Regions from separate parts of the Homo sapiens genome. Here region 2 is linked to region 1. A link is a contact called in ENCODE Hi-C or POLR2A ChIA-PET data. All regions are on one chromosome and are shown on one strand. Each heading gives the region's core, a stretch centred on a gene start or an enhancer-like site at or near the end of the contact. The rest is flanking DNA. Distances are from core to core; before and after follow the strand shown.

The links. A loop is a pair of places that touch in the nucleus more often than their neighbours do. ChIA-PET counts read pairs that join two places held with the same protein, here RNA polymerase II (POLR2A). Pooled maps may share reads with other maps.
Region 2: a pooled map shows a loop between it and region 1 (2.8-fold over the local background). The contact joins two enhancer-like sites. A Hi-C loop is called at or near these places in 2 of 50 pooled maps. POLR2A ChIA-PET finds 5 or more read pairs at or near these places in 2 of 52 experiments (BJ and endothelial cell of umbilical vein).

Annotation. Positions count from the first base shown.
Region 1 is chr1:158,148,427-158,151,126 of GRCh38, forward strand. The region is part of intron 1 of LOC105371460 (a long non-coding RNA gene); the gene reads left to right. Among named protein-coding and RNA genes, the nearest start is that of LINC01704, 9.1 kb to the left of the region's middle. Within about 2 kb of position 1,350, at least 22 of the 41 ENCODE cell types and tissues checked have a DNase peak (open chromatin) inside an H3K27ac peak, as active enhancers do.
Region 2 is chr1:158,202,475-158,205,174 of GRCh38, forward strand. No RefSeq gene overlaps it. Among named protein-coding and RNA genes, the nearest start is that of CD1D, 23 kb to the left of the region's middle. Within about 2 kb of position 1,442, at least 2 of the 41 ENCODE cell types and tissues checked have a DNase peak (open chromatin) inside an H3K27ac peak, as active enhancers do.

The sequences.
Region 1 (2,700 bases), core at 100-2,599:
CCTTCCAAATGGAAGGTATTCGTGACCAATCAGCCTTCAACTGAGAGGTGGAGAGAACCAACAGACAATTGCAATTAAATGCCCAGTTAGGCAAAATGACTTTTGGCCCTCACTTCCCAGCCCTCCCTGATTTTTCCTCAGGGTCCCAACACAATAAGTATTTTTGGGAAAGGCAGACTTCTATTAAAGGACAGAATACACCACTTCCCCAAACCAAGCTCCACTGCTCAAGTCTGGCTGGTGCTGAGGGGAAGGAAGGAAGTTTTGCAAATCTCACTGCAAAACTTGAAATGAGATGTAAGATTTTAAGTGGACTGCATTAGACTGGACTTCTAATAATTAAGTAAACAGAAAACTACAGAATCCGTCAGGGCTGGAAGAACTGAGAGTATGGTTGAAGGCACTGGTTAAAACCTCATTGAGAATATGTTCAGCAGAGTTCAGAATGTTCATTAAGTTGTTTCTACATGCAAAAAGTCTTTGAAGTAAGAGGCAGCCTGGTTTGTTAAACTGATAGTTTCTGAAGATGACTGGAACACAGAGGGAGAGAAGGAAGTCTGGAAGACTAGGAAGAAGTCAGGCAATGACAGCCTTGTTAAGGTGTTCGGACTTTATTCTGTGGGCCAAGAGAAGCCATGAAATATTTTAATGATCAAATTTGCATCTTAGAATGATCCCACAGCCGGTAGGGTAGGGACTAGAAACAGGGAAATCATTTAAGCAAGAGAAAATGGTATGGCAGTGGAGATAGAGAAATGGCAGTGTGGATGGAGAAAAGTGGGAAGATATGTAGGTGGAGAACTGTCAGGAATTGCTTACTGATGAGACGTGGGCTCGAGGGAAAGGCGAAGGAAGCTTCTCTTTCCCTACCTCTCCTTCCAACTGGCCCTAGAATTGCTGTCCGGTTTCCAGTCCCTGCTCACACTTCATTCAATGGTGGAGGAATGCCCAGCTGCTGTCCCATGGGGGTCTGGAGGTCTATGGGCACCAACAGTACCATTTCCACAGTCTTTCCAGCAGCGATAGGAGGCAGGCTGTGCCTCGAGTGTCATCTGGTTTGGAGGCCGAGGTCCCCACGTTTAAGTGACTTGCTTAAGACCCCACAGCTGGTTTGTTACAGAGTCCAAATTTCACTCTCAGCTTTAGGGCTCTTTTAATAACACTTCATTGCTGCATCCCGAAGTTAAGCAAAAGAAACAAAATAAAGATAAAAAGGAAAGCACTGTTCCAAATGCATAGCCTGGAGCATAGCAAAATATGTAATTAAAGACCCGCGCCTGATGTCGGGGAGCCTCGATGTGCGCATGCGTCCCAGGCTGAGGCCGCCGGAAGAGGTCAGGCGGTTCGCCGGCGTTCCAAGTTGGAGGCCAGCCCAGGACAAGGAGGGGAAGTGCGCATGTGCTCCAAATCATTTCCCGGCCGAGGAAATTGGCTAAGACCGTTAGCTGGTGGGAATCGGAAGAGAATGGGTCACTCGGGCTGTGCGCGGGGCACTATGGGTGTTGTAGTTTTTGCAGGGTGGTAGCAGTTTGTTCTTTTAAGAGGAAATCTTCGCGACTAGTTGAGTCACGAAGATTTTTGAGAAAATCATTTGAGAAAAAGTTGCTTGCACGGGGGAATCGAGTGTGGACTAGCTACGTGGGTGTGGCTTAATTCTGCTGTTTCTCTTTTGGATGAGACATTGAATGAAGTGTGAGCAGGGACTGGAAACCCGACAGCATTTCTAGGGTCACTTTCTGCCTTGCCTTCGTTAACGCTCAGTTCCTCCCACATCTTTGGCTTCCCTCTATAATACCTACAGATTCCCTTTATTATTTCATACTAGCTCCGACTAGTCTTAAATACTCTGTTTCTGTCCTCTTTCTCACACGCAGTTCCTGGAATCTTCATCCTTCTCTCCCTCGTGAGTACCTTTTCTTGTTTTTGTCCTAGACAGGGCTCCTCTAACACTCTGCCCTTGCCCCAGGAGTCACGCCAAGGACCCTAAGAAAAGGATCCCACAGTAAATGTTTTTAGGCACGAGCAGATCGGAACCATCCTACTTCATTTCACTTATTTCTGCTTCTCTTCCGATCCTTGTCTCTTCTGGTTCCACCTCTATGTTCTACCTCTCTGTAGCCTCTTTGCTTCTTTGAAGTCTGGTGGCCTTAGATAGGAACTCTCAGACCTGCCATTTTGTCTCTGGCCTCCACAGCCTGTCATTTAACAGAGGACCTAACCCTGGGTTGACTTCTAGGTCAGAGAGTGGGAAGTGAAACAAATTGGAAAAAGAGAGGAAACTGATGTATTAGGTTTGAAGAAGTCGTCAGGGAGATATATGGTGAAAGAGGGGGAAGAGAGAGTAAAACTTCTTGTGCCCTCAAAAACTCTTTAGTGCTGGCTGTGTGCAGAGGTCTGTGAGCTCTGTGGTGGGGATGCATTAGTTAGAATCTTAGATGCTGAGAGTTCAGTTGTAGAGAACACAGATATACAGGTGAGCAACATTGCAGAATGACATCGATTTATCTTTTACCTTTCTGTGTGTGCTTCTGCTCCTTCCCATACCTACCCCAGCTAATTCCAAAGTATTTTGCTTCTTCACATCTTTCTCTGTTATACACTCCACTTCCCATTCTTAAGGCCCCCTTCCCTTTGTTCTGACCCAAGCTATTTCTTTTGTATATCATGTTAAAGTCATATTTTAGTCTAGCTCTCAAAAAC
Region 2 (2,700 bases), core at 192-2,691, 54 kb after region 1:
ATAGTTTAATAAAATCTAGCAATATATAAAAGATTATTAAATCATGATTATGTGGGGTTTATCACAGAAAAGAAAGATTGTCTTAATATTTGAAAATTAAAGTGTAATTAATCTCAATAATTTGCCGATACTTTATTCCTATATTCTCCTATATTTTGTTCCTATATAATTCCTATATTCAAAATATAGGAGAATGTAGAGAATTATAGAAAAATAATCATGTGTTTATTTGAATGGATAAACAGAAGTTTCGAAACATTCAACATCTGTTTATGACAAAAAGCTACTAGTAAATTAGAAATAAAAAGGAATTTCCTCAATTTGACAAAAAGCAACAACAAAAAGTTATAGCTAACATAACACTTAATGGTGATATTGTACACTTTTCTTATGTTGGGAACAAGGCAAGAATGTCTGTGCTCTGCATATCTATTCAGCACTGTACTGGATGTCCCAGTCTCATTAGTTAAGAATTAATTAGGCAAAGGCAAGAAGTTAAAGTCATAAACTGGAAAATAATAAGTCTACTACATTTATTTGTAGGTGACATAATCATTGTCTATACAACAAAGAACATTTAATTCCATTCTATGCTTTTTACTCAGTCCCTAGCCTGCATAAATAGTATACAATTTGCAAAGTTGGTAAGAGAACCAAATTAGCAATATGGTAATCCAATTCAGGACAAAGGACAATCATGGAAATTTGATTAGAAATGCATTAATGTGTTAACAAGCTACCTTTGCTCTATCTAAAACTTTAAATAAATATGAATAGCAGCAAAACCAACACAAACTATGATTTATAATGGATTATAATGGATAAAATGTCATATAGAAACATTGAAATCAATTTGGAAATCTAGAAAAATTGAATTTTTAAGAAATAATGGGTACAAAAGAAAACTCACAAATGCAAACCCTTTGTATAGGTGAAATTCATATTTGATTCACCAATTAGTTTTTTTTCACCATGAATATTTTTTTCATATGAAAAAGACTTGATGCTAATGAATATACTTTTAATACAACAAAGATAAAATGAGAAAAACATTATTTAACTTTGGTTTTATAATAATTAACTTGGCTTAATGGAATTCATTTGGTATACTTTAATTTGGAGATTTAAGTAAACACTGACTCCAGGAGGCTAGAGAAATTAGGATTTTTAGATTACAGATGCAATATGGAGATCTCATTTAACAATGACGGTAACTTTGAGATAAAATACGGGGGAAGTAGCCCAGAGGCAGCTAAAATTCTCCATATACAGTGAGGTCTTATCTACAAAGCTCCCCACATCAATATAGTTTACTTACAAGTACCAAATTGAGTTTGTCTGCTCTTCTGAAAGTGGTGAGTTAAGATAAGGGTCCCAACAGATGAACAGCTGTTACTGCAGGTGAGTGTTCTACATCAGGCACGGGATTTTCAACTCATAATGGAGTGACGTTGAACCACATACAATATTATGAGGATTTTCCCTTGAAACCGTTAAAGAGCTGTAACATGATGCTTGTGAATGTCACCACTAGGTGGCACTGAAAGTTAAACAGTTATTGAACAGGCTGTGGAATATTGAAGTTTTCCTATGGAAAAAAATTTGATTTTTTATGTTGTGTCTATATATTCTTCATTTGACCTTAAAACATAGCAGTAGCAGACATCTCTTGTACCGTGCCTTACACCTCAGCCCATTTGTTTTCCTCCAGCCCTTGGTGAGGCTCTTGGTTACAGAACCTCAGCTCAGCTCACTGCATATCCGCTGCTTTTTTGCACTAAGTCTTTATTCACAATGTGGTTGGGACACCTGTGAGAAGCTACTTAGCATTTATGAATGCTCAAAACTGAAAGTGTGGGGGAATTAAGACCCAATGGGCAATCCGTGACTATTAGGGGATGGGAGTCAGGGCTTTGTGTTCCTTTCATACCCCTCAGGTGGACAATTCTGAGGCAAGATCTTCATTGCTCATCAGAGGATTCCGGCGAGGTCAGATCCAGTTTTCCATAGTGGCGACCAGCTTGATAGTACCACTCTATTGACTTTCTCTCCTTTCTTGTTTTATTCTTTCCAATATATTAGCCTTAGTATCTGATAACATGCCCCAAAGTAAAGTCATTTATAAAGCTCCCCACGTTAATATAGTTTACTTTGGCTTTCTCTCCTTTCCTGTTTTAGAGTCGGCTTCCTGTAAGAAACCCAAGCATAACCTACTACCCTGATAAAGAACATTTTCAGCACCCAGAACTCTCCTTCATGGCTCCTTTTCCCATTCAACGCTCTTTAAAAGAGAACTAATAATCTATTAGTTCTATTTTTGAACTTCACATTACTGGAATCTTGGCCAGTACTATTTTTTGTTTGCCTTCGTAATTTCTTTTTTCTTTTCTTTTTTTTTGAGACAGGGTCTCGCTCTGTGCAGTGGTGTGATCTTGGCTCACTTTAGCCTCAACCTCCCGAGTAGCTGGGATTACAGGTGGGTGCCACCATACCTGGCTAATTTTTGTATTTTTTGTAGAGATGGGGTTTCACCATGTTGCCCCAGCTTGCTTTCTTTCATTCAACATTATTTCTGTGAGATTTATCCATGTTGTGGCATGTAGCAGTAGTTCACTCTTTTTCATTGTGGTGTAGTATTCCATTGTGTAAAATGTACCACAATTTATCCATTGTACTTGGGGTAGTCATTTGAATTGTTTC